Linked DNA regions of Homo sapiens: all the other regions are linked to region 3. Evidence: chromatin contacts called from ENCODE Hi-C or POLR2A ChIA-PET data. All regions are on one chromosome and are shown on one strand. The core of a region is the stretch at or near the end of the contact, and the rest is flanking DNA. Distances in the headings are between cores, read along the strand shown. Region 1 holds the start of IFT27 (intraflagellar transport 27). Region 2 holds the start of HMGXB4 (HMG-box containing 4). Region 3 holds the start of RBFOX2 (RNA binding fox-1 homolog 2). Region 4 has its middle 15 kb from the start of MIR6069.

What was found. Hi-C counts contacts between places; a loop is a spot of excess contacts on that map. ChIA-PET counts read pairs that join two places held with the same protein, here RNA polymerase II (POLR2A). Pooled maps may share reads with other maps.
Region 1: a loop to region 3 is called in a pooled map, with 12 times the contacts of the local background. The contact joins the promoter of IFT27 here to the promoter of RBFOX2 in region 3. A Hi-C loop is called at or near these places in 7 of 50 pooled maps. POLR2A ChIA-PET finds 5 or more read pairs at or near these places in 2 of 52 experiments (OCI-LY7 and Panc1).
Region 2: a loop to region 3 is called in a pooled map, with 10 times the contacts of the local background. The contact joins the promoter of HMGXB4 here to the promoter of RBFOX2 in region 3. A Hi-C loop is called at or near these places in 6 of 50 pooled maps. POLR2A ChIA-PET finds 5 or more read pairs at or near these places in 2 of 52 experiments (OCI-LY7 and WTC11).
Region 4: a loop to region 3 is called in a pooled map, with 5 times the contacts of the local background. The contact joins the enhancer-like site here to the promoter of RBFOX2 in region 3. A Hi-C loop is called at or near these places in 2 of 168 maps with a recorded cell type or tissue (B cell and OCI-LY7), 1 of 37 single-sample maps with no recorded cell type and 6 of 50 pooled maps. POLR2A ChIA-PET finds 5 or more read pairs at or near these places in 3 of 52 experiments (A549, BJ and WTC11).

What each region holds. Positions count from the first base shown.
Region 1 is chr22:36,774,622-36,779,155 of GRCh38, forward strand. It overlaps IFT27 (intraflagellar transport 27), which reads right to left and starts at 1,498. Exons shown (of 7, transcript NM_001177701.3): 1 at 1,053-1,498. The coding sequence starts at 1,086. RefSeq lists silencers at 1,060-1,119, 1,250-1,299 and enhancers at 1,198-1,761, 1,540-1,799, 2,327-2,890.
Region 2 is chr22:35,256,014-35,260,529 of GRCh38, forward strand. It overlaps HMGXB4 (HMG-box containing 4), which reads left to right and starts at 1,480. Exons shown (of 11, transcript NM_001003681.3): 1 at 1,480-1,544. LOC105373017 (a long non-coding RNA gene) reads right to left here. Exons shown (of 4, transcript XR_938210.3): 1 at 2,175-4,516; 2 at 1,200-1,248. RefSeq lists an enhancer at 774-1,274 and a silencer at 1,540-2,039.
Region 3 is chr22:36,026,072-36,030,634 of GRCh38, forward strand. It overlaps RBFOX2 (RNA binding fox-1 homolog 2), which reads right to left and starts at 2,753. Exons shown (of 14, transcript NM_001349999.2): 1 at 2,169-2,753. The coding sequence starts at 2,354. RefSeq lists a silencer at 2,919-2,988.
Region 4 is chr22:35,349,567-35,354,112 of GRCh38, forward strand. No RefSeq gene overlaps it. Among named protein-coding and RNA genes, the nearest start is that of MIR6069, 15 kb to the left of the region's middle. RefSeq lists enhancers at 1-283, 284-816, 1,407-1,915, 1,482-1,601, 2,733-3,608 and 2 more and a silencer at 1,262-1,381. Within about 2 kb of position 1,350, at least 26 of the 41 ENCODE cell types and tissues checked have a DNase peak (open chromatin) inside an H3K27ac peak, as active enhancers do; they include B cell and OCI-LY7, where a contact is called at or near this core.

The DNA.
Region 1 (4,534 bases), core at 248-2,747, 750 kb after region 3:
ACATGGTGAAACCCCAGCTCTATTAAAAATACAAAAAAAAATTAGCCGGGCATGGTGGCTTGCGCCTGTAATCCCAGCTACTTGGGAGGCTGAGGCAGGGGAATTGCTTGAACCAGGGAGGTGGAGGTTGCAGTGAGCCGAGATTGCGCCACTGCCCTCCAGCCTGGGCAACAGCGTGAGACTCCGTCTCAAAAAAAAAAAAAAAAAAGAAAAACAATCCAGTACCTAGCCCAGTGTGCTATGGTGAGACGATTACATGAAATATGTGTGCTTCACATGCAGTAAGCACTCAGTAACATGCATATGTGTTTCGCAGTCTATAATCCAAAATATTGTTTTTCTAAATGTGCAGACTGATACAAGGGGTACACTACAAATGTGCATGCCACATATTCACATATTCATCCATTCTAAAAGTATTTATTGAGTACCTACTATGTTCCAGGCATTGTTCTGGGTGCTTGGGATGTATCAGTCAACAAAACAAAGATTCCTGCCTTTGGGAGACTCAACATTTATGCCCTTCTTGGAGTGGGGCAGCACAGTAACTTTGGGTCTTAAAGACAACACACAAGTGCCTTTTGCAAACTCTGGTCACTACACTCAGGTCACCGTTATCAGAGGGGGTGAGGTCGGGGGAAAAATCCCATAGTAAAGACTACCAAAGTCACTGATGCCTAACTTTGGGGTACAGTATATGTTTAGCTGAAGCACTCAAGGTTTGCTTAAGCTTTGTTTGTTTTGTTTTGTTTTAACAAGTCTGCTTCTCCAGAGTTGTAACTAGTGATTTTTTAACGAGTCACCTCAACTGGTGAAGGTGGTCTCAGAGTATGTGACAGGGAGCAGGGGGAAATCCACTGGAGCTGCGAAGTGCCCTGGAAGATCATTCTTCCACGCCTAACGTAATTTACTGTATCAGTAATTGCAGTAACTCGCCTTTGGGAGAGAGAAAGGAAAAGGTAGGCAATTTAGGTGAACAAAAGCTCTGGATGAATTATGAAGGCTCTGGACTCCAGAGACCACCGTATTCAAGCGCAAGTTTTCAGACTCACCTGCCAGGATGCATTTGGCTGCCAGCTTCACCATGGTAACCAACACTCCCGCGAGCCGTACCCAGAGGACAAGAGCGGCTGCTAGAGACGCGAGTGGGTGGGCTTCGGGCCCTGGGCTGGCCTGGGACGGGAAGGTGGGGAGGGGAGGGCTGATCTCAAGGGTCAGTGGCCGCGACGGGACTGGGGATGACCGAGCCCGGCCCTTCTGGGCCGGGGGCGGATATCGGGCGCTGGGGGCGGGTGGGCAGGGGAGGGCTCCAGGTGGGCCCGGCTCGAGGCCTGACACGGCAGTCTGAAAAGGTGCAAGCGAGCGGACACGGCCTGTGCTCCCCGCCCAGCCCCTCAGCACAGCCCTACCCAGAGGGTTCAAGGAAGGACGATCCGGCTCTCCTCCGATCACAAGTACCGGGCCGGATGCACTCTCCAAGCAACCATAGCCCACCTGCCCCGCCTCCTCCTCCTCCTCGCTGACCCTCGATTGGTTGCCGCCAAAAGCTCCCACCCTCAAGGTCTCACAAAAATCCAATGGGAGTAGAGAGCTGGGATAACAGCCTTTTCTTGAGATGCAATTCGTAGAGTTATCAGTTCTTCAAGTTCAGTCTGCTTGACGAGTGGTTGTAATTGACGTCAACCAGCTTTATATCCCGCCCCCGCTGCGCCTGAGAGTCCCGAGATAAAGAAGCCTCCACGTCAAGCAGTCAGAAGCGGTGACAAGAGAAGCTTTCTGATTGGTCAGAGTCTGGCTTGACCCATCTTCGGGAGGAATAGGGATTCGCCACTCCCGCTGTCCTTCTAGAAGTGGGTTCGCCTACAATGGGGCAGGTTGGGCTCTAGGCGGTCTGGAGCGGCGCCTGCGCAGTGGGCCAGGCCGCCGCTGTAGAGGTCGTTTTGACTTGCTCTGACTTCGCGCGGTTCTCGCGGCTTCCCCGGTTCCCGGGTTCTGCACAGCGCGGCTATTAAAGTGCATGGAGAAGTGCAGTCCTTGCCCCGCATCCCGCAGGGAAATCTCATTTTAAAAGCTCAAAGATGTAATGAGCGTTAAAATCTAAAATATGAAGGTGTTTTATTAAAGTGATGTTTGTGAACAAAGGGAGAACAAATACACTTTGATGGGGCTAAGCGGTGAGACTCGGAAACTTGAAGTCGTACTTTGCTCTTAGTCCATTTACTCTCTGCAAAAGGAGAATGCATCACTAACCTCGTTTGCCCGTCACCCAGGGAGGCTCTCTGTACGCGTTTACTGGGTTGGGGGTGCCTCTTGCACGTGGTTAGGGGGTCAGAGACCTAAATCCCTGGCCTGGACAAGTCACCTCATCCCTCAGCCTCAGGATGGGCCTAGGAGAACCCGCCTTGTGGGGTGGTTGTGGAGATGGAAGGAGAGAAACGTATGAGTGCCTGGGAGATAGTAGGTGCACACGTGATTGTGGGGTGGATGGGAGAGCGGAAGCTTATCTGGACAGATTTGGTTTATCATCACTGTCACTGGTTGGCCGAATGTACCCCTTGTTCTCACTTTCTCAGGGCCCCTGGGATTCTGATGGCTGATGCTGAAGGGAAGAGCAGCCCCTCAGCAAAGGTGCCTGTGCGAAAGTTCCACATTCCCTCCAGACACCTAGAACATTCCACCTCTCCGCCACTCTGCATCTCAGAGTGGCTGCCAGCCTTGTGTGGGGGAATAAACACACACACTCTATGAATGGCTGATGGTTTCAGCCCCGAATCCAGAGTAAATGCAAGTTGTCTGAGATGTTCTTTCCTTGGGATTCATTCCTGGCGCTACGGTAAAGGTCTGTTTCTCCTTCATTTCTCGTAACTGCTTTTCTTCTTTGGTGACATCACGTGAGTCTGTCTCAGACATCCAGGTCTGAGTGAGCAAAAAGCCTCTTTCTGGTCTTCTGCCTTCCTCTTGCCGGCTCCCCTCCAGGCCAACCTGTTCACCATGAGTGACCCTGTTAATCCCTTAAAGGACCCCATTTGGTGAGTCACCCTCCCGAGGCAGCTCCACGTAGCTAAGACACAGACACACATCAGGGCAGCCTCCGAAGCCTTGGTTCCTTCATTTTGCGAGGTGGGTAATGACAGAGCCGGAGCATAGCCATCTTGGACAAGCACTGCCATTTTAAAGTTCTCCTTGATCAAAAACGGCCTAAATTCAACCCAAAGGGCATCAGCCTAATGGCTAATGTCAGAATGACCATAAACCACAAGTGACATCTCCAATCAGAAACATTCCAACCCTAAGATAAACCCACCCCCCGACCAGAGACATGCAGCCCCAAGATAACCTCCCCTCTGGTCAGAGAGATGTCAGCCCCAACATAACCCACCCTCAGACCGGAGACATTCCAACCCCACAGTAAACTTCTCCTCCACACAGAAACATTCCAAGCCTGTGGTAAGCTCTCTTGCCCTAAACCCTTAAATACTCTTAGTCTGTAAGAGAGAGCACTCCTGACTGAAATTGGCCAGAAGCCCCTCTCAGGTTTATGCTCCAAAATAAACCTGTATTTAACTGTTGAGCCACTTTTCATGTTTCTTGCCTCTTTCTTTAACTCTTGCAGGTAATAATCACACCTCCCTCCCAGGGCTGTTCTCTGTTCCCCACCCACTGTCTCCCTTTTGTTGCTGCTACTCTGTGTGATTTTAGTCAGCATTATCATAAGAGCATTGTAGAACTTTCTAGAGAGATGGTAAACACTTGTATGGTGAATTCTGTCCCCCTTCACCTCATGGACCCAAGGGCCTTCTATACATTTCTGTGACTGAAGGTAAGCTGAATGAGAGTCACTAGGTTTAAGGTGGTCAGAGAATTTTGGAGCCATGGGGGCTCCTGAGCAATTCGAGTTATCCCATTTCTGAGCAGCTCTAATAGTCACAGCTGGCCTATGTTGACCACAGACTTAAGGCTGGCCTTGTTCTAAGTGATTTTAGGGATTAATTAGTTTAATTTCACATTTACATTTGATATTCACAATAACCATGTATCATCCCCATTTGATAGATGGGGAAACTAGGGCCCAAATGAGATTAAGTGAAACACCGAAGGTCACCTAGCTAGTGAGTAGCAGAGATGGATTTGAACTCCTTCTCACCCTTCCTAAAGAGCAAATACTTATTGAGTTCCTTGCCGTAATAACTTGCGTTGATTGAGCATTAGATGTGAGGCATCTGCTAAGCACTTCACATCCTCTCTCCTGTATGAAACCATGACCCTGGGAAGTGGAAACTCTCATTCATTTGAAGAAAGGAAAGAGCCACAGAGAGGCCAAGGTCATGCAACAAGTCAGCCAGATCCAGAACCAGCCTCAGATCTCTTGACTCTGGGGACCAATGTTTGTTTCTTTGTTTTCCCCCATTATCCAGCATAGTCTCTCCATTTTCATTAATTAGCTTTTCTTGAGTGCCTACCATCAGCCAGGCATGGTGTTGGTTGCTGGATCCACTGAAGGGTGGGGATGACAGAGCCCCAGGCTTTACCTCTG
Region 2 (4,516 bases), core at 230-2,729, 770 kb before region 3:
TTATCTCAGGTGTTTTAACATCTCAGCATCTCACAGTTGTAAGAAACAGAATCAATCTTCTACTCAGTGCAGAGGGGGAGAGAGCATGATATAGCAAAAAGAGCACTGAACCAGAGTCTAACAATCTGGCTTTTCATCTTTATCTGATCACTGATTAGAGTGTGGTCTCAGACAAATCACCTTGCTTTTATTGGTCTCATGACTACCTCGTCTTCAAGCACTCACCCAACTCTGCAATGGAAAATACACTAGGACAGAGGTTCTTAATTTTTTATGGGGCCTGGGCCCTAGGAAAACACACACTGCACACATGATTTTACGTTGCATGGGGTTCACAACTCTAGAAGCCAATCTACATCTCTAACTTCTCTGCTTTACAGTAACACCAGCTTCTGCTTGAGCGCTCCTCCAGTGGGAGGGAGCTCACTACTCACAAGGAAGCCCATTGTACTACTGAACTGTACTAGAAAAATAAGTTATTCTTCATATATATATATATTTTTTGAGATGGAGTCTCACTCTGTCCCCCAGGCTGGAGTGCAGTGGCGCAATCTCGGCTCACTGCAATCTCCGCCTCCCGGGTTCAAGCGATTCTCCTGCCTCAGCCTCCTAAGTAGCTGGGATTACAGGCACGCGCCACCACGCCTGGCTAATTTTTTGTATTTTTAGTAGAGACGGGGTTTCACCACATTGGTCAGGCTGGTCTCGAACTCCTGACCTCAGGTGATCCACCCACCTCAGCCTCCCAAAGTGCTGGGATTACAGGCGTGAGCCACCGCCCCTGGCGTTCTTCTTCATATCAAACCAAGTTCTATACACTGTAATTTCTACTCATTGGTCGAAGTTCTCAATGGCAAATCAGAAAAATTGTGTTCTCGCCTGTATATGACATCTCTTCCTCTCTCTCTCTGAAGACTGTTTCTAACTAAAAAATGTAGATGATTCGCCATGCAAATTATTTTACTGTACATTGTTACAAAGATAAGTTCTTCACCTCACCCCTAATATGCCAAATGTTCAAATGTAGATGCTGAAGTCCAAATAAGCACACTGCTATTAATCTGCATAGATCTAGGTGTTGCAAAGAGGAGAACTGCTGTATAACAATATCTTGAAAGAAACAGCATAGTATTTTGGGGAAAGCACTGCATTCAGAATCAGAAGACTTGGAGTAATACTCGGTCTCACATTCCAACTACCTGTGTATCCTTGGGCACGTCACTTAACTTCTCTCAGCCTGGTTCTCTTCTGCAAAATGCGACAGGAATACAGTGAGGATTAAGTGAAATAATGTTTGTAAGCTTCTAGGGCAAGGCTGGGACATAGCAAATTCTCAATAAATAAGTGCCAGCTCCCGCGCTCAGCAGGCTCCGAGTTTTATTCGATGCGCTCGGCGCTCTTGGTCGAGCGGGATTCCCCCTCCGGAGCCCGAGTCTGCGCTCTGGGCTCGACTGAGGCTCCCTGGCCGCTCGCGCTTTTCTCTCCTTCTCCAAGATGGCGGCGATCGGCGGCGTTGAGGCGGGATCCGGGCGAGCCGAGTGAAGGTAGCGGCGAGCGGAGACCCCAGGAGACCGGGCTGGGCCCCCACCCTGAGGCGGCAGCAGCCCCGCCCCGTCGCCACCCGCCGCCCTGGGCCCGCGACATCACCTCTGGGGTGCCCCAGGCCCTTCGCGGCCTAGCCCAGGGGCCGAGCCGGGGACTGGAGTAGCGGCCGCAGCCGCCCCCAGGAAGGGGCTGGAGCGGGCAGAAGGAGGAGGGCGGGCGGGAGCTGTTCAAACGGGGAAGGCGGGAAAGCTGCGGGGCCGGGAGGGGGCGTGCGGCCGCCCCGGGGGCCTGCGGACCCGGGCCGCCCCTCCCCCTGCCCGGGCCGTCTCCGCCCTCGGGGGCGCCGTGAGGCCGCCGGAGACGCGGGAACCCGGGTTCAGGTCGAGCTGTGCGGCTCGGAACCCGCGATGCGGGGGTCCCTCGGGCTGTCAGGGGGAAAGGGCTCGTGGCCGCGGCCACGGGAGGGCTGGGGCTGCGGCTGGCAGGAGAAAGTACGAGGAGCTTTCTTCTTTTCCTCTTCACAGAGCTTTGTTGAGCTAGCTGTTGCCGCAAAACTGCCGGGAGAATCCCACTGGTTTGCCTTGGGGACCACAAAAATGGTGGTCCTGGGGGCTGTTTGTGTAAATCACCTGGTATTTTGTGTGTTTCTTGCGTGCAACCCGGCTTGGCCGTGCCTTCGTGGTGGGCGCCTTCTCCATGCAGGCCCATTTTCCCTCCACCAACTACTACTTGTAGATTCACTTTATAGCGTGCAAAAGCGGAGAAACATCTCTGTCCCCTCTTTTGGAGGGCTAAGCTGGTGGCTGATTATATTTCCTCCTAATAGAACAAAGTAAAAAACTGAATCCCAAATAAAGCCTGTTGATTGGACAAGGCTTCTCAAAATTCGATTGCTGGTCTTATGGAATGTGTGTTGTCAGCCAATCTGTGCGGTGGTCGTGGTTCCGCTTAATTGCACTGCAATGAGAGGATTCAATCCCCATCCCCGACTGTCGGGATCTCTGCAGCTTCCAGAGCTGGCAGGGGCTGGGAGTGCTGCCTAGGTAGGTCCCTGGAGAAGGGAGTGGCAAGAGGATTCGGAGTCACCGTGTTCGGAGATTGGAAGAAACCTGGACGAAGTTGAGAAGGCATCACTTGTCTGTATCGTAGAAGTAACAAGAAAATTTCAGAAATTGGCAACCGGCGGATGTGCATCTTCCTTTACCTGCACTGACTGGCATTTTGAGTTCTTGAAAGGAGTGGTTGGAAGAAGAGAATGCAGAATCTTGGACATGGCTCTCATCCTGGAACAGACCTGGAGTTCAGAATTTCTCTTACTGTCCGTGTGACGGGGCTTACTTTGTTTCCTTTTTTTCGATACTCATTTACATTATGGGGTGAAGAAGGTTGTTGATTGCAGGAGCTCAAGTTACCTCAAAAAAAGTCTGAAACCTGTTTTTTAACTGTAATTTGAAGTTTCAAAATGACAAAGTGCTATATCTGAGGACTTTTTCCTCCTGATTACTTTGGTCATCCCAAAGGCCTATGCCTGAACATAACTTGTATGCTTATCTACCAGGGAAAGAGCAACTCTGCCCCCTCCTTTTTCATATCCTGAAGAAAAGTCCCCGAAGAGCTATTTAACAATTTGTGCATTTCATAAGTATACATTTTTATGGTACCAGTTTTTTACTTGTATCAACAGTATGAAATAGTGAACTTTTACTTATGTTGTCATATCTTAGCACACTGAGACAAACAAAATTATTCTTGCCTCTTGGAGTTGACAACATTGAATTTTATAAACTCCCAAATTATTGAATTGAGACTGGGTTTTAACACCTGTTTCACATTTGCCAACATTTAATGTAATTATGACCTCCCTTTTCTAATGTGAAAATCAAACCTAATATTCATTTTCATTAATCCTCACAATCTACTCTCTACCCCTGAACTCTGAATTTTCACAGATTGTATTCAAGACCTGGAAGGAATATCAGGGGTTCATCTGATCTTATATAAATGTTGCCTGAACTCTGCCTTTCTTTCACACTGTTGCTTGAGATTTATCTGGTATCTTTCCAAAACTAAACCCTGAGCTGCAATAATATCCTGATTTTAAAGAACGTAGAAATTCAGGGCCCATCGGTCTGCCCAAGCTGTGGCTGATACAGTCCGTTGTGTTTAATTTTAGTTTTTCAAGCTCTTGGCTGCCCCAGTTCTTCAGTGAATTGGACGTGTCTTCAGGCCTCATTCCTTCTTTTTTCTTCAGGTTATTTAATCCAGTAATTTATAAAATGCTCTTCAGTGTTTTTAAGAAAATTTAAACAGTGGTAGACCTAATATATGTAATGCCAACACCACATTTTCTTGGTTGGCCTGTGCCTCTGAGAAGCAGTTCCTAATTTTCTATTCCCTCTCACAACTTTTTAATCCACTAGTTTTTTAAAGCAGCCAGTAACGAGACCACGATACAGTCATCTTTCTTTCTTTCTGTCTTCAGAGGTACTTATTTCTATTCTGTTAGGTTGCCCAACTCTGTTTTATGTTGATTTTGATGTTACCAAAGGGAAGGCCTGTTATAAGTCTCAGGACCAGCCTTTGCTTACATATACAAGTGCATTTTGTTGTTGACAAAACACTGATGACTGTATTTATGACATTGAATATTTAAGTTTTTTGCCATTATTTCTGAAATATTCTTTGCCAAAATTCATGCACAGAAAGTGTTTAATTTGAGGTCTCCATTGGTTCTTGGCATTATCAGCCTATGAAAATCTATATAATCTATATATTTTTCTTATAAACTCAGTATTTTAGTGCCATTGAGAGGATATGCTGTTTTCAAATAAATTGATATAATTCCCTGTATTTCCCTTCTACCTGCACCCCTTTTGGAGTCAGCACCACTTGGGTGGAAAGGGGAGGACAGTAGTTTCCGCTGAGAAAGTGTCATCCTTAAATGCTGGAACATGGAAAACTGGCTACATTA
Region 3 (4,563 bases), core at 1,503-4,002:
CTGGCCAACCTGGTGAAACCCCCTCTCTACTAAAAATAAGAAAAATTAGCTGGGCATGGTGGCAGACGCCTGTAATCCCATCTACTCAGGAAGCTGAGGCAGGAGAATCCCTTGAACCCAGAGGTGGAGGTGGAGGTGGAGGTTGCAGTGAGCCGAGATCGTGCCATTGCACTCCAGCCTGGGCAAAAAAAAAAAAAAGAGAATGTATAGAAAGAAAATAAAATACAAGAAGTGAAAAAAGGATTCTCGGAGGGATAACTCTCAGCTGCCAATTTGTACCCCCAAGGACCTAACCACTCTTTCCTCTGCACACCCCTGCGAAGTCCCTACACACTGCTCCATTTCCAAATATCACTATCTTTAGCCAGTTTGAAGGCAACCAACAGATAATAGGCCCCAGGAGTAAATGAGGGAAAGGGACGGGGGTCTCACTATTAACTAGGATTGACAGAAATGATAAATGAATACATACACACACACACACACACACACACACACACACCAAGTAGAACCTGCTCACCAGCACCTACATCCAGTCTTCCCTCCTTATCATCCAATATTAGCTCACCTCACCTGAAGTCTCCCACATTCCTGTCTTTTTTGCCATGGCCCTGAGCTTTTACTTCTCACAATCCCTCTGCCTGACAGAGTTCTAATGGAAAATAAAAGCAGGCAAACAAAACAAAAGAATTCAAAAATAAACACCAAGAGGGTCACTTTACCTAAATCAACAGAAGTAACAGGGTAAACTCTGCAAAGGAGACCAAGAAGCATACAACAAACATGCTAGGCTTAAGTACAGCTCTGTCCCTAACACAGGAAGTCAGGCAGAGGCTTGAAAAGCAGGGAGCAGAGCACAGGAAGTCTTTTAGCACTGCAGAGATTTCCAAGAGTGGTGTAATGGAGACAGCACAGGAATAGGAATTAGAAGACCAGGCTTCTAGTTCTAGTTTTACTATTAGCTAACTGGGTGGCCTTACCCAAGTCACCATCTTCTCTGGACTTCTGATTCCCCATCTATAAAATAAGGTGGTTAAAACAAGCTGGGACTTGAATCTCCTCCAAAAAAAACAAAGATGAAAACTATTGACTCTCCTCCACCAAAAAGTGCACATCACCTACTATGAGTAAGAATCTTCCAAGTCTTCCCAGGTTAAGAACCCCTGGAAAAGATGATGTCTAGTCCTCCTAGCATCCCTCTAACATCCTATGACTCCGAGAGAATTAGGCACAAGTCTGCACAACTGTTGGTAGGTGAGACTCATCATGTCATAGCAGTATTTTCTGGGCAAAGACCAAATCGTAAAACCTCCAAAGGTTTCAAGGTCTTCTTCAAAACTATGAAGTCAGCTGACATCAATACCTTTCCCATTCCCTACCCAAATTAACCACGTTTATCTTTCAATCCAGAATTGAGAATCCAGTCTTCTAATAGCCCTATAAAAAAATTTTTTTTATAGCCCGGGACATTAAAGAGCTATTTTGTGTCCTGGTGATGTAGAATGCAATTGGCAAAGAACAGGAGGGACATGTCTAGTGTCTCCCTTCAGACTCATTAGTATGCTCCACAAAGTAAATGAGACTGAGCACCACCGTGTCCCCATAACATTACCAAACTCCTTGTACTTCTCACACTCTGTGTGATTTAACCCACAATCTCAGCCACATCCCCTCGGGGCTCTCTCGAGGAGTTTTCTTTTCACTCCTCTCATTGAAATGCCACTTCTCTTCCCCATCCCAGCGTGTGCCCAGGGCTGCCAAAAGGTACTCCCTCTTCTCGGGAGGTTTCCCACCAGATCTCCTTTTCCTCGACTCAGTCCAGAGAAGCCAGGATTTCCCGGCTTCCACTCCACCCCAAGGCACTAAGGAAGGATTTGAAAAAATGGAATCCATCTCAACCTTGTTCGATTTCCCCCCAAAACCTATCCACTCGTCGTGCCTCCTGGCCCCTCAGGAATCAGGACCCTCTCGGGCACACCAGGTTCAGTCCTGCAACCTTCGTTCCTAGCCCGAGCTCGCCCCACCTTCCAACCAGGCCCCGAATGGCCCCCCATCCCACCTCCAACCCAGGACTCCCGGAGGCCCTCCCTCTCTCCAAGCCGGGGAGCCCGGTGTCGACCCTCACGCCCACCCCCGCAATAACTGGGCGCCCCGTCCCGCGCGGTCACCTGCATCCCGCCGCCACCGTCGGCCGCCGCCTCCTCAGTGCGCGGCCGCTTGCTCAGGCCGGGATCGGCTCCGTCTCCTCCCGCTCCGGGCACCGGCAGCTCCAGCTCCGACTCCCGCTTCATGCCCCGGGCGGCGGCGCCGGGCCCGAGCTGAGGCGGCTGATGCGGCTGGGCGCCCTCCGCCATCCGCCCGCGCCCCCCTCGCCTCCGGGAGCCGGGCGACCCGCGACAGGCCACCTCCCCCTGGGCCTCGGCCCCGACTGTCGCGACAGGCGGGCGCGCGCCTGCCCCCGCCCCCGCGTGCGTGCGTGCGTGCGCGCGAGCGGACTCCGCGCCCCTCCGCGCCTCGCGGCCGCCGCTCCTTGCCTGACCGCTTGCTCCCCGCCCGCCCGCCCGCCGGGTTGTCGGCGCGGGGCCACTGGCGGGTCGTGATGAGCACTCGCTCGCGCCCCCGCACGCACACGCGAAACCCGGCCCGGCCCGCCGCGCCGCCCCGCCTCTCGCACTCCCGGAGCTCGCCCACCGGCCGCGCTGGCTCACACTCTCCCTCACAGCACGCCGGCCGAGGGAGGAAGGGGGCGGTCCGGGCTCCCGAGGCGTGGGGAGGGCTGTTTATTTTGGGGGGAGGAGGGGCGCGAGGCAGGAACGAGCTGACTGGCCGGGATCCTCCGACCCGCCACTGTGGCAGCACCGGGAAGGCGGGGAGAGAGAAAGAGGGAGGGAGGGAGGGACCGGGATGTAGAACTCCAGCCCGCGCGGGAGGCTACGGCGAGGGGGGCGGTGGCGGCCCGCGGGGGGGGCGGGGCCAGGCCCCCTCGGCAATCTCCGTAGTCTCCTCGCTGGCTGCCCGAGGGAGGCCGGGAAGCGATCGGGGAAGCTCGGGAATCTCCGGCACGGGCCTGGGATTGTCCTGGAGGCACAGCGCGGCTGGAGTGCGGGGCAGCGCGGGGGGGGCGGGGTCTGTCTCCTTTCTGGGCGGGGCCGTATCCTGGAGCAGGCGGGGCTTGAGAGACCCGAAGGCCAGGGAGTGGCTCCTGCTTGCGGTACTAGTTGTACAGAGTTAAGTCCTGAGTTTACTCGCCTGAGCACCTTGGTTCCCGGAGAGGGAATGGGCACTCTGTGAGAGGCAGGCTATTTGCCTGCTTCCCCTCCCGCAGAAGAAAAAATGTCTCAAATTGGAAGGTCGAGGAATGAAGCCACCCCTCTATGGTTCACCCCAGTTCTGAGAGCTTTTACTCTAATATAACTCACATTCCTAATGAAGTTAGTAATAATACCCGATGTTTGTAAGAGCTTTAGAGTTTGCACAATGCATCCACAGACCCGTTTCAAACTGGTGATATAAGTAGATACCATGATCTCCATTTCATTGATGATGAAACTGAACCTTAGTTAAATCCTGCAGCAAAAAAGTGGCAGATCCGGAATTCAGAACACGAGAACATATTCTCTTTCTTCGTACCTTGCTGCCTGAGGAGCACTTTATGACTTACCAACTTCGTGGAGATAGAGATATCTGTGCAATAGATTCTCTCCCCTACCAGACTGTGAGGACAAGGACTGCAGTGACTTCCTCTGAGTTCCATATCGTGCCCTGTACGTTATAGAAATAAAAGGATATTGCGTGAATAACCTGGATTCTAATCTTGGCTTTGCTAACTAGCTTAAACAAGTTACTTCATCTCTTTGGACCTCAGCTCCATCATTTGTAAAATGAGATGGTTTGGATCAGTGGCTTTCAACCAAGGAGAAATTTTGCCATTCCACCACCTCCACTCCCACATTTGTCAGTGACTGAAGGCATTTTTTTTTTTTTTTTTTTTTTTTTTTTTGAGACAGAGTCTCGCTCTGTCGCCCAGGCTTAAGTGCAGTGGCGCGATCTCGGCTGACTGCAACCTCTGCCTCCTGGGTTCAAGCGATTCTCCTGCCTCAGCCTCCCCAGTAGCTGGGACTACAGGTGTGCGCCACCAACTAATTTTTGTATTTTTAGTAGAGATGGGGTTTCACCATGTTGGCCAGGCTGGTCTCGAACTCCTGACTTCAGGTGATCCGCCTGCCTCGGCCTCCCAAAGTGCTGAGATTACAGGAGTTAGCTGCCGCGCCTGGCCGACTGAAGGCATTTTTGATTGTTACAGTGGGGAGGTGCTGCTGGCATCTAGTGTGTAGAAGCCAGGAATGTTGCTTGACATCCTATCATGCACAGGACGGTCCCCCCAGGAGAGTTATCCAACCCCAAATGTCAATAGTGCGGAGGTTGAGAAACGCTGGGTTAGATGATTTCCAAGGTCATTTCCAACCAGTGTGTGATTTGGCCTTTGAACCTGGGTTTAACCTGGCTGGGGCTGGAACAGTACAACAGTAAAGATCCCTGCTTCAGAGTCAGACCAACCCAGAT
Region 4 (4,546 bases), core at 100-2,599, 680 kb before region 3:
TGGGGTCACGTGGGAGGGAAAGGGACGAGAAAGACAGACATAAACTCAATCATTGTTTCACGCTGTGAAAAGAAGAAGATGGGACGGGACGCCCAGGGCCAGGAGGCTCTCTGTGAGGACGGCCTAAGGCTGCTGAGGTAAGATGGGGTGGGCTGGGCCATGAAGGGCCTTGAATGCCAGGCAGGAGGTGGCCCCTGCAGAGGTCTCGGCTTGGCTGGCTGGAACAGTTCCAGGCTGCCTGAAGGCCTCCTTCAGAGAGAAGGCTGCTGGGGCTGCATGGGGGCTGGGGGGGGGGGCGCTGGCGGGAATTCATCAGTGCAGTCAGGCTGGGTTCCCTGGCAGCAGGCTCTGTCTGAGGCTGCAGGCCTGGGCGGGATCACTTTACAGCTGCAGGAAGTCTTGGCCCCAAGAAAATGAGGGCCAGCTGTCTGGTGGGAGCCTTGGGTAGGAGCAGGGCCTCCACCTGGCACCACAGGGCAGGATTAACGAGGTGCCGCCGCTCCCGCTGGGCCCAGCTACATCGGAAGGCGCTGGGCCGGGGGCATGGAGGGGAGGGGTTGAGTGGAGCTGGGAGGGGCTGGTGGGCAGGGGAAAGGGCGCCTGGGGGGCAGCCCCAGGCCTGCCTTTGAGGAAGCCTTTTGCAGAGCCTCCACCAAGCCCTCTCCCTCCTGGCTCCCCTGGGCCACCACGATCCCACCCTGGGCCTGGACACCGACCCCTCCACCTCCTGCCCTAGTGTCAGTACCCACCTCCCAGACCGGCCACTTCTGGGCTGTGTGACCTTAGGCAAATTACTTAACCTTTCTGTGCTTCTGTTTTCTCACTGGTAAAATGGGCAGATAACACTCGTTGCCTCATAGGGTTGTTAGGGTTGACTGAGCCAACAAGTAACTCAGCACCTGCCATGTAGACAATGCTCTGTACATGTTGTTATTGTCACGGATGGTTCCCTGCTCCCTTCCAGAATGGCCTCTGCTCCAGACACCTGGCTCAGAGCCCTGCCCCTCAGACTCCTCAGTAATTCTAGGGACCCCTGCTCTGCCTCTGGTATTGCCTTCCCAGCTCCAGAATAACGTCTGTCCCTACTCCCCACTGGGAGAGAACCAAAGGACTGTGTCTGTCTTTCCTCCTGGTCTGGGCTGCTAACCCTAAGAGGGTCAGGGCTGTCTTGATCCTGGCAACACGGCAGGGTCCCCCTGGCGTTCCTGGATTGGGCTCTGCGGGCTCTCGGTAGGCGCTTTAGGAAGCCTTTGCCCGCTCCAAGGTGGCTGGAGGTAGGCCCAGTTCTGAGTCCTGAGCACGGTCTACGGCCCCTGCTCAGGGTCAGTGTTTCAAGGCGACCACGAGATGGCAGTAGCACTGCATGTACAGGGCTTGCCGGGGCACTAGGGTGGAGTCCACCGCGGCCAAATCAGCCCCTCCCGGGTACAGACACCGGGAGAAAGGGGCGGGTGCTGCCGGCTCCTGCCCGCTCCTGCCCCGCGCGAGCTCACAGGCGCGCGCGTGCACACACACACGCGCACACGCCCTCTGACTGGTGGGGCTGAGTAACAATGGTGATGGGGCTGGGAGCTGGAGTCCGAGGGTCTGGCTTCACCGCCGGGCTCTGCTGTGGGACTACACAAGGGATTTCATCTCTGGAAGCCTCAGATCTTCTTAAACGTCCCGATTCACAGGGTTGTGGGGAGGATTTGGTGAGACAAGCTGGGAGCTCAGCTACGGGAGCTTTGGGTGGGCAAAAGTGAGCCCGGTCCCCTCCCTCTCTTTACAGAGCCCCGGTGTGCCGTTGCTGGGGCCCCCTGCTCCCGCGCCTTCTCAGCCGACACGCTCAGATCCGTGTGCATTGCCGTTTCTGTCTCCACGTGTAGACAAATCATGAGCTCGCCCAGTAACTCCAGCTCTACCACAGATTCCTTCTCTTTTCCGCCCTTCCCCTATGTCTAATTCCCTTCTCCAGCAGTGAGAAACCTGCTTCCCGCCGTCCTTCATTCCTTCTCTCCCCCCATCCCCGCAGAAACCAATCTCTGTTGCCACCACTGCCCCGTCCTGCCAGTGCCTCCCACCCTCTCCGCGTGGACCGCCACCACCCTGCCCCACAGACAGGCCCCTAGACACAGAAATCTTCTTTCTCACAGTTCTAGAGGCTGAAGTTCAACATCAAGGACGTGGACTCCATCTGTTCAGTTGGTTCCTTCCGGCCCCTCCGTGGCTGTATATGGTCATCTTCTCCCTGGGGCCTCACATCATATCCCCTCTGCATCTCTCTATGTTCAAAAGTCCCATTTTTATAAGGACAGCATTCATCAAGGATTAGAGTCCACCTAATGATCTATTGTACCTATTGTACCTTAATCACTTTTTTTTTTTTTTTTTTTGAGACAGAGTTTCACTCTTGTTGCCCAGGCTGGAGTGCAATGGCGCGATCTCGGCTTACTGCAACCTCCGCCTCCCAGTTCAAGCAATTATCCTGCCTCAGCCTCCTGAGTAGCTGAGATTACAGGCATGCGCCATCACACCTGGCTAATTTTGTATTTTTAGTAGAGACGGGTTTTCTCCATGTTGGCCAGGCTGGTCTCGAACTCCCAACCTCGTGTGATTCACCCGCCTCGGCCTCCCAAAGTGCTGGGATTACAGGTGTGAGCCACAGTGCCTGGCACTTCTTTAAAGGTCCTACCTCCAAATACAATCGCATTCTGATATACTAGGGATTAGAGATTCAACGTATGAATTCAAAGGGACGAAGCAGCCCTGTATTGCCCTCTGCTGCCCTCTAGGCCCTGGGTCCATTCTCCCAGACACACTGCTCTTTCGCAGGTGGCCACAGTGTCTTCAGAGGGGCTGCCACATGAAACACCCGCCTCCACTCCCTGCCCCCTGCCCCCTGCCCTAGTGGGAGTTTGAGGGTGGCTAGATTCATCCTAGGGCAGCCTAGCCTTAGATCCAAGGATTAGCCATGGGACCAGGAGCGAGCAGGGGTGCCGGCAGAGTGGAGGGAGATACAGGTGCTGGGAGCTGGGCTGGGGCTGCTCTCCTGGTCCCCATGTCCGCTTGTTTTTTCAGAGCAGACCCAAGCGGGTAAGCTGGCAGGTTTCACTTCCACCCACCCTGGTACAGGGCGAGACTGGAGGAAGCAGCTTCGCCGGGCCGAATCCTCACCCCTTGCCTCTGACTCAGGACTCCCGTGACGTCTTCCTGCCCCTGCTGCAGGCTGGCCCTGCACCCTCTGTGCACCGTGGACCAGGCTGGCCAGCAGAGGGAAGGAACCCAAGCTGACCAGGGCCCCAAATCCCCAGTGGGTCAGAGTCAGGTTGGCAGGGCACTTGGACCTCTTGAGGCGGGTGAGAAATGTGCAGACAGGGAAGTGGAGGCCCAGGGAGGGGAGGGGCCTGCCCTGACCAGTGTACTGCCTCCCTACCTGGTGCAGGGGCCCAGGAGGCTCTGTGTGCCAGCCCAGCCTGCCCGGGGAGGAAGCAGCCCCCACCCACGCACAAGCACAGGGAAGTCAGTGCAGGGTGGAGGGTGGGGACTCCTGGGGCCCCCTGTGTCAGGTCCAAGCACGGCCCAGGAGTCAGCCAACCGAGCTTCCAGCGGTGCACAGACACTGACTTCCTGTTTGATTTGGAGCAAGCCTTCTCCTCTCTCTGGGCCTCAGTTTCCCCATCTGTTAATCGGCTTGATTTAAGAGAGCGTAAGGCCCCTTTGCACTCTGCTTTTCTGCCCTATCAACCCCCAAATTCCATAATCCTCCTTCCAAAAAGGAAAGAAATACGAGGAAAGAAACTCAAATATCTACAAGAGAGGGAAGCAGGACCCCGGGTTTATCTCCCCTCCAGGACCAGCGGCGATAGGGAAACAACTGCCCAAGCTTCAGTGGGACCAATGGGTGGAGGCGGCCACCCACACACCCTGCTGAATGCCCGCACAGGAAGCTGACCGCCTAGGGGCAGGAGGGAAGCGAAACCCAAGCCGGGGACATCCTTGCACCTGCCCTGGGGTACCCCTAGGAAAGGGAAAAGCAAGTGGGTGAACTGAGGAATGGGGGTGCTGCCCATGCTCCCCACAGGACCCTGCCCTCACTGGAGCCCTTGGAAGCTCTGTTAAAAATGAATCTTCAGCCAGGCGCAGTGGCTCACGCCTGTAATCGCAGCACTTTGGGAGGCCGAGGTGGGTGGATCACCCGAGGTCAGGAGTTCAAGACCAGCCTGGCTAACATGGCGAAACCCTGTCTCTACTAAAAATGCAAAAATTAGCCAGGCGTGGTTGTGGGTGTCTGTAATCCCAGCTACCAGGGAGGCTGAGGCAGAAGAATCGCTTGAACCCGGGAGGCGGAGGCTGCAGTGAGCCGAAATCGCGCCACTGTACTCCAGCCTGGGCAACAAGAGTGAGACTCCATCTCAAAAAATATACAAATTAAAAAAAAAAAAAAGAATCTTCATTTTACAAAGGAGGGGGTGAGGTCAGAAAAGTCAACTAGCTAATCCAAAGCCACACAGCCGGCAAGTGGAAACATTGAGTCCTCTTTTCTGGGGAGAAAAGGTCCCTGGGG